Regions from separate parts of the Homo sapiens genome. Here region 1 is linked to region 2. Evidence: chromatin loops called from intact Hi-C (ENCODE). Cell type or tissue: OCI-LY7. All regions are shown on one strand. Links, peaks and the distances in the headings refer to the core of each region. The heading gives the core; the rest is flanking DNA. Region 1 overlaps ANKS1B (ankyrin repeat and sterile alpha motif domain containing 1B). Region 2 overlaps ANKS1B (ankyrin repeat and sterile alpha motif domain containing 1B).

Region 1 (4,399 bases), core at 276-4,275, 61 kb after region 2:
TGGAAATGAAAATGTACCACAGAAAATGTGGCACTTATACACAATGGAGTACTATTCAGCCATAAAAATAATAAGATCCTGTCATTTGCAACAATATGGATGGGACTGGAGGACATTATGTTAATAGAAATAAGCCAGGCACAGAAAGATTAACCTTGCATGTTCTCATTTATTTATGGGAGCTAAAAATTAAAACAATTGAACTCATGGAGATAATAAAATGGTGGTTACTAGAGGCTGGGAAGGGTAGCTGGGAACCAGGTGGGAGCAGGGATGGCTAATGGGTTAAAAAAAATAGAATGAATAGGATCTAGTATTTGATAGCAAAACAGGGTGACTATAGTCAACAGTAATTTATTGTATACTTAAAAGTAACTAAAACAATATAATTGGAATGTTCATAATACAAAGAAATAATAAATGCTTGAGATTAGGGATACCTCATTTACTGTGATGTGATTATTACACATTATATGCCTGTATCAAAATATCTTATGTACCCCATAAATATATACATCTACTATGTACCCATGAAAATTAAAAATGAAAAAAATTTTAAAAGCTTAAAAAATTAAAACTGAAGAAGAAAACTAGGAAGAAATAAAAATACAACACGTAAATAGAAAAAAGAAAGAACTCTTAGAAGTGGAAAATATGTTTGTTAAATAAATATAACATCTGCTCTATGAGTTTACAAAATTGCAAGACCATCGCGAGGACTCAATAGGATTGTGTCAGCCTGTGTTTTGTGAATTGAAACCTTTTGTAGTAAGAGATGGGAAACTGGGAGATTAGCCAAGAGATTTCTTCAATAGAGATCTCTCAGCTGGCTGGCAAAGAATTGAGGTAGCTGTAAGAGAAGGAAAGACTGTCATAAAAGGAAGAATATATTGACAAATTTCACTTCACCCTTGAATTTGCATGAGGAACTAGTCTCCTGGGACACCTTGCCTTACTCCATACGTAAAGGAAGAAAAAATTTATGCTTTTTTAAGTTGCTCATAAAATAATTGACTCATCTCTTGTAAAGGGAGGAGAATGGAAAAAAATGTACTACATAAATTAAGGCTATTATTATTCTTTCATTTTAGGAAAAAAATCACTCTCTAGGGAGGAAAACGTCTGGACATTGAGATTGCATGCTTTTTCAAATGTGCATTTCTATGGTGGTGTGCATTTGGAACTGGGCATGCAAACTTGAATTTGTGTATGGTATATTTTTATGCAAATGTGTACATGCATATCATAATGCTTGTTCTGTTCCACTCAAGAGTGGGTGGAGATATGAATATTATTGAGCAAGTATAATTTTTATACAAGCATTGTGTGGGCAGCTTCCATTCTGGCTAAGCATCTTAACAAAAATGCAAAGCTCAGATAAGAACAGGGAGATTTTGTAAGTATTAATATTAAAGCATGAATGTTTCTAATCATTCTCGAGGCCTGGTGGGTCTTGAATTAGAAAGAATGAAGCCATCCAGTACCAGGAAAATTGATGTACAGGAAACAGATATACTGTGCTTCTATCTTTCTATGTATCTATGTATCTATGTATCTATGTATCTATCTATCTGTCTGTCTGTCTGTCTGTCTGTCTGTCTATCTATCTATCTATCTATCTATTTAGAGGAGCAAATGGCTGTTTGGAATTCTGTATCTTGGAAGTCAAGCTAAACATGATGCCTGACCCAGAATTATAAATATTCTATGATGTGAAACTGAAACACTTGAAAGAGCTTTCTAAATAAATTCAAAATAACCTCACACCAGCCATAAAGCTCCATAACCATAAATCATACAAAAAACCAATCTGGCAGCAGTTGAGGTATATGAAATGCGATCAACATGTACCTACCCTACAACTTACTCACATTGTTAAAAAAAAAAAAAAAAAAAAACTGAGAACTGGAAATGTGACTTTGATCTCCCTACCTACCACCTAGTGGAATCAGTGCTTCTAAGTGAAAAAAATGTGGGACTAGAAAAGGGGCTGGAGATGGGAAAAGGGAAGGCTATTTTCTTGAAAGTGAATAAAGAATAACCAAGAAGCCTTCCTAGGAACATATTCAGGGTTGAGAAACAACCAAAGAGGCAAATAGAGAACAATTCTGTAACAAAATTTTTATTTTGGGTTTGGGTGACTTAGAGGCATGCAGCGGCTTCCACATGGAACTGAGACAGGGACCTGCAAACTAAATCAACAGGAAGGAGATTTTTTCCTTGGTGACCCAAAGAACGTTAAGAGTATCTCACCCAGTGATTGGTACAGAAGTAAATGCTATATTAGGATGTGAAAATGAAGACATTTATAAAGATCTGATTTATGTATGAAATTGTGGTATCCTAAAATGAGTAATGAAACTGTGCTTATAATTGTGCACCTGCTTCTTGAATCTATCTGTTAATTTCTATTCTCAGAGTCATCAGGTTCTTATTACCTCTTGCCTAAATTATTGCAATAACTTTCTAACTGGCCTTCTGTCTTTAGTCTCTTCCCAGTCTAAAGCATTCTCTTGCTCAGAAAATTTCAGTGTCTCCCCACTGCCTACAAAGTACAAAGCATGGCAGTCAGTATCCTCTATGATCTGGATCCAAATTTACATTTCCAGCCTTATCTGCCTTTACTTTTCTCTGTGTACTTTGTGCTTCAGCCAAATTGGCTAATCACCATTCCCCAAACATCCTCCAGAGTGATGTTTCTAAAACACAAACGTGATCTTGTTATTGCCTTACTGGAAAACCTTCAGTGACTTCTTATTGCTGCTCTGTAGGATCAATCCCAAAGTGCTTAGGCTACAATACAGCCCCCTAAATCTGGCCCCTGTCAAGCTCTCCAGCCTTATCTCTGACCACCAGACCCCAATCCACCCTCCTCAAAACCTATCATCCAGCCATATGGAATTACTTAAAGTTCTCTGAATAGGCCAACCTGTTTCTTGCCCTTGAGCCTTTGTTAAGATTGTTTCCTCTCCCTTGTACACCCTTCTTTCTAACCCTTCCTTCATCCTGCCCACAATGCCCCATGGTCCACCTGGAAAAAAGAAAAAAAGCTTTTTTTTTTTTGAAAGCTCAGCTCACCTCTATAAAAACTTTTCCATTTCTAAAAACCTTGATCACCACCTTCCTTATATGTCTCCAATACTTGTTCTCCTGTAATCCCAGTGCCAGGTACACGTTTTTAGCATTAAAACCATGACACTTTTTTGCATTAACTATTTCCTAACATATCTATGATCTAATTAAGGGCAGGGACAATGCCATATTTATCCTTCTAGCCCTGACACCTCACACAATGCAGAGAACGGAAGGGAGTTCAATAACTGGTAGCAAAGTGCCAACTCCTTGAGAATAGGGCCTGTGTTTAGTGAGTATTTGTTAAGAGAATGAATAAATGATGTACAGTTGTAATCTATCTGCCTATGTTTTGATATGCAGTAAAAAAGTCTTAGACAGCACATCGTATATGTTGTAGATCAGTGCTTCTCAAACTTTAATGTGCGCATGAATCATCTACGATCTTGGAAAAATTGTGTTCAGTTTCAGTAGATTTGAGTGGAGCCATAATTCTGCACTTCTAATAAGCTCCTAGGAGATGCCAATGCTGCTGGTCCTCAGACTACACTTTAACACGCTATACAGCATATCGAGGGAAAGGATTTCTCATGAGAGGTTTAAGGGAGGAACAAACTGTGGAAGGAACTCAATAGAACGGAAGGACTACTTAGTGGTGCCTGCAGAGGTTATACCCAGCTGTGAATATATTGTCAGGCTTTTTTGAGGCAGTGTTAGGGACTGATATTTAATCTTTACTGCCTTTATTTCCTCTATAATCGCAGCTCCCAGAGTCAGGTTTTCCCTCTATTCATTCCCCACGTATGATTCAGTCTGTGTGATTTTTCTCTACATAAGCTCTCTCCAGATTCCTTTTTTAGACTAACCTGAAGTTGTTCTCCTGTCTGCTTTCCATAAATTTAGTCTCTGCCTCATTGCCCAAACCCTGGAAATTCCATCTTTCCAGTTTTCAGAAGCCTCTTCAGCTGCCTGAATTGTTTTGCCTTCATTTTAACCCAAAATAGTTTTTCCTTTCTCAGTGAACGAACCACATTCACCCCTACAAAGGCCAATTTCCCTGCTGATGCTGTGATCGATAAGTACAGATCTCATTCTGAAAGACTTGCTGCTCTCCCCGCCCCACTTTCAGAAGAACATGAAGTAGTCAGGATTTTAAACTGTAGGGTGGCTTAGGAGAACTCCAGCGTTCATATTGTTGACTGATTAAATGTCATGAAGGAAAAGCAAATGTAGAAGAGAAACGGAGATTTGGCTGGCAGCTGCAGGAGGTTGTAAAGCATGTAATATCATGGAAACTGCCAATGCTTTGCTACTGTCGACTTATAAT
Region 2 (4,399 bases), core at 142-4,141:
ACCTTTAACTTTTCTGACATTTAATTTGCTCCTCTGAAAGTGGAAATAATATCTACTCTTTAGGTATTTGTAGTAATAAATGAGTTTATGTTAATACATTTTGTAAACCTTGGCAACTAATATTATTCTTTAATATTATCACAGTTATTGCTTAATATTATTTTTGTTTTTAATACTATTATTTGAAATCTGTAGTAGCTTTAAGATAGGGGGGCCTGTTGTAAGTCTGTACAAGGTATGCCAAGGTAGCTGACCAAGCTTATGCCGAGATAGCTGACCTTTTCTTGACTTAGAAGTATAATTTAAATTTACTGATTAATCTACATTTCATTTTATAAATGATTGCATACACAAAAAATTAATCTTGACCAAAATGGCATTTAACAGAACAAAGACTAATACATCTTCAAAAATAAATCGTATGCTGCAAAACACTTTTAAGTGAACCAATGAATTTATTATAACAGAGGGCCATTTAAAAAGTAGCTTGAATTGTGATTAAAGCTTCAACTTGTGAATCATCAAAAAAGGTTGTTAGAATTAAAAAGCTTTGGTGTTATACAGTCTGGGGAATGATATAAATAGGTTCACATTTAACTAGAAAGTTCACTCTAGTATTAATATGTAGTAGATTTGAGATGAAATGACATTGGAGAAGGGGAGAAATAGTTTCATAGCAAAGGGAAAATGTAAATTGGTTTAAGAGATACAAGGAAAGAGTAATTAACAGGTCATGGTAATTGGATGTGCAAAGATGAGGGGAAATATTTCAAGGAGGGCTCTAAAGTTTCTAGCTTAAGCTGATGAGTGAAAGGTGGATGCTCTTCCTTGAAATGTAGAATATTTGTAGGTAAGAAGAGAGGGTGAGGGATAGATTATGTAAGGCCCTAATAAGCCATTTCAGGACTTTGGCTTTAACCCAGAGTGATTTTTCTTAGAGCCTATTCAGTTCTTTCAGAAGAAAAGTCACATGATCTAACTTCTATTTTATGAGGATTAATCTGGCTATAATGTCGATCATGGATGGGGAGAGGGAACAAGGGTGGATGCAGGAAAGCCAGTTAGAAGGCAATTGTAGCATTGCAGTAAGAGAGGGAAAGCAGCTAAGATCACAGGTGAATCAGCAGAGTTAGAGAGAAATGGAGAGATGTTGGACATATTTTTAAGGCAGATCCAATGGAATTTCATGGTGGAGTGGACATGGTATATGAGAAAATGAGAAGAATTAAGGATGACTCCAAGACCTTTCTCCTTAACAACTGTAAGAATGAATTTCCTATCGTTTGACACACAAGAGATTTGGGGAAGAGAAGGTTTGGTAAACAGTGAGAAATACCAGGAGTTAATTTTGAGATGCCTACTGAATATCTGAATAGATGTGTCAAGTAGGCAGCAGAAGGTCCAGTCTGCAGGTATAGATGTGAACGTCGTCATTATACAGATGATATGCAGCGTGTGTAGAGGAAGAAGACCAATAACTGAGCTTGAGGAAGGATGGAATGAAAGGCAGCACCAGCAAGGGAAGCTGATAAGGAGCAACCTGTGAGATAGAAGGAAATCTTTTGGTGAGTGTCTTGTTCTGAAGTCAGGTGAAGAAAGTTATTAAGAAGGAAAGAGGGATCAACTCTGTCAAATATAGCTGATAAGTTAAGTAGGATGAGGACTAAGTTAGAATAGGTTCATGGATTTAACAATATTGGGGGTGGGGGGGTCACTGCTGACCTTGACAAGAGCAATTTGGTTGGAAATGATAGAGCCTCATGTGGTGGTTTTAAGGGAGAAAGGGAGGAGAGGACTTAGAGTAATGATAGACTACCCTTGAAGGAATTTCTTCACAGGGGAATTTTTAAGTTACGATGGAGGAGAAAGAGGGGATGATGAATTCTATTATTAACCAAGTGGAGAGACTGGTTTTGGACAGGAGCATGAACAGATGTTTTGGTTGTGGGTGCAAATACTGGCAGGAGATCCATGTGGTGGGAATCTGGGGAAGATCTGTTCTGATAGTTTTCAGTTTTTCTACAAAGTAGAGAGCAGCAGCTTCAATTGAAACCAAAGACAGAGAAGGAAATGTAGAGTTTGAGGAAAGAGAGAACAGTGTGAAATAGTTGTTTAGAAGAAACAGTGAGTGGACAAAGGAGGTATATGATGTGATCACCTGGCAGCATTAAAGGCCTATTTAAAGTCTGTGTTCATGCATTTAGAATTAGACTATCCAATGTGGTTCTGTGTTTTTCTCCAGCCTATGTCAGCTGGAGGATGCAGGTGCAGAGTATTTGGAGAGTTGAATTTTACATAGGTTGTGGTTTTGCTAAATTGGTATATTGAAGTGATTGAAGAGCAAGGAAATATAAATGCAAGGGAGTGTAATATTTAACCATAGACTTCAAGATGAAGAGGGAAGTGAAAGAGAACAAGGAGATAATTAACACTGAAAAATCAATAAGATCTTAGGACTGGAGATTCCAGTGGGGTCAAAGTATTGCTGGAGTCAAGGTATTAAAGAAGAGGGTTGGAATAATTGTTGGATTCAAAGAATGGGATGCACAAGGAACTAGGAATGATTATAATTATCAGCAATTGTCTTAAGACCATGGGACTGAGCAGCTGAGTTAGCCTCTCCTCCATCAACATATTCTTAAATACTGCAATTAAATCAGTACAACAATTTCCTGGAAGAAATGTTTGATACTTCTAAAGACATAACATTCACTGCGTTCATAATATTTAATCTTTCCATTTGTTTAACACATTGTAATATAGATCACCTTTATCTGAGTTCACTTCTTCTATACTTTGTCCCACTCTTCCTTGAGGTGCCAAGGCTCCTCATGTCATTCCCTGGCTGCCAAAGTCTCCCTAAGAGAGGTGTTTCATTCAAGGCCACTTCCCTAAGGGGCTCTCTCTGCACATGGCCACTATGTGTCTCATTCTCATGTGAAACCTTTGAATGACCTGAGAACCCATCTGCTAAGATATTTCAATCTCTTGGGTCCCCTTAATGGTTGCCAGTGTGTTCTTCTTTCCTCGGGTAACAGTTTTTTTTAAATAGAGGTGGTGAGGAGTGGTAGAATTCTGGATCTATGTTAAAGGTAGATCTATCTGTCTATCTATCTATCTATCTATCTATCTATCTATCATCTGTCTATCGATTGATCTATCAATCTATCTACATATATATTTGGATGAATTGGAGGTAGGATATAAGAAAATAAAAGGGACCAAAGTTGTAATTCAAAGATATTTGGTGTTTTGACCTTTGGAAAGATGGAGCTGATATTAGTGGAGATGGGGAAATCTCAGTTTTGAACATTTTAATTTGAAAATCTGTTGGATATTCAAGTAGATATGTAGAGTAGATAGTTGAGATAATGATTTTTTTTCAGTGAGGGAGGGTAGGGTGGGAGGAAGCCATGTGATAATTTTATGCTTATCAGAAGTAAAGAGTATCCGTTTTAAAAGACCGAAAAATAGCATCTCAGCCTATTGTGAGTGAATTTATGAGTTCTGAACTCTGGATAGTTGTGTTGTGAATTGCTGGGGGAAAAGAAGCTGAGCATCGCCAGTGATAACAGGTGTTCTCTATCTTTATAGAAAGCTGTGTCCAAAAAGTTGTTTCCACATGAAGAATTTTGTGCATTAGCACTTTCTCAAGGGCACCTGCTAAGCAAGTCAACTACCTTGGGTAACTAATTATCTTCAGTTTTGCTAGTAGTTTCAAACCATCACCTCCTGCAGGAGAAAACTGATGGGAGGAGAAAACCCAAAAGGAGTAAAGTGGAAAAGTGCTTCTTTCCAAGTGGGAGAAATAACAAAAACAAAAGCCTGTAAGTGCTTAGCAGCATAGGACGCTTTTCTGCAAAGGAGAGAAAACACTAGAGGAGAACTAAAATTAGAATGGAGAGGGTGGCATAGGCCTCTCACACTGATCAGGGATTGCCAGAAAGGCAAATGAAGGCCTGTGTTTTAATTAGCTCACATGGCCTGGAAATAGACCTCCTGAAGCTGAGACATCATTATTACAGCAGCCACTGGACACAGGCAGCTGAGGGAGGCTTTGGCCTCCAGCCGACAGGAAGGCCAGGAACAGGCTGCTGAGATGACCTCTCAACTCCAAGCTAAGATTCGGGGCAAGCTGATATGGAGAAAGTAAAGGGTTAGAGAGGATGATGCGAGATTACATCTTTGGGACCTGTTTTCCTAAAAATATATACATTAAATATATTAGCTGAGTTATTGGTTGGTAAGTTCAGTACTTTCAATAGACCAGGATTTTAGGTACCCTAGAGGCAAGTATTTTTATATCAAATGCTGCATATAGATGTAATGGTAAATTATATTCTTGTCACTTCTTGATAAATCATGAAATGTGTCTCCTGTACTTTTTCCTGTTTTCCTG

What was found. Hi-C counts contacts between places; a loop is a spot of excess contacts. Peaks named below come from ENCODE experiments on the same cell type or tissue, not always from the same donor. Only the 100,000 strongest peaks of a DNase experiment are listed, where the experiment ranks them.
Region 1: a loop joins it to region 2, with 3 times the contacts of the local background. A loop is called at or near these places in 1 of 110 quality-filtered maps.

Annotation. Positions count from the first base shown.
Region 1 is chr12:99,331,354-99,335,752 of GRCh38, reverse strand. The region is part of intron 12 of ANKS1B (ankyrin repeat and sterile alpha motif domain containing 1B); the gene reads left to right. Among named protein-coding and RNA genes, the nearest start is that of GARIN6, 310 kb to the left of the region's middle. In OCI-LY7, for the core only: no CTCF peak of the experiment used is centred there; a DNase peak (open chromatin) is centred at 2,312; H3K4me3 peaks cover 387 bases; H3K27ac peaks cover 1,782 bases.
Region 2 is chr12:99,391,837-99,396,235 of GRCh38, reverse strand. All of the region lies in intron 12 of ANKS1B (ankyrin repeat and sterile alpha motif domain containing 1B), which reads left to right. Among named protein-coding and RNA genes, the nearest start is that of GARIN6, 250 kb to the left of the region's middle. In OCI-LY7, for the core only: no CTCF peak of the experiment used is centred there; DNase peaks (open chromatin) are centred at 2,245, 2,945, 3,595 and 3,935; H3K4me3 peaks cover 2,785 bases; H3K27ac peaks cover 4,000 bases.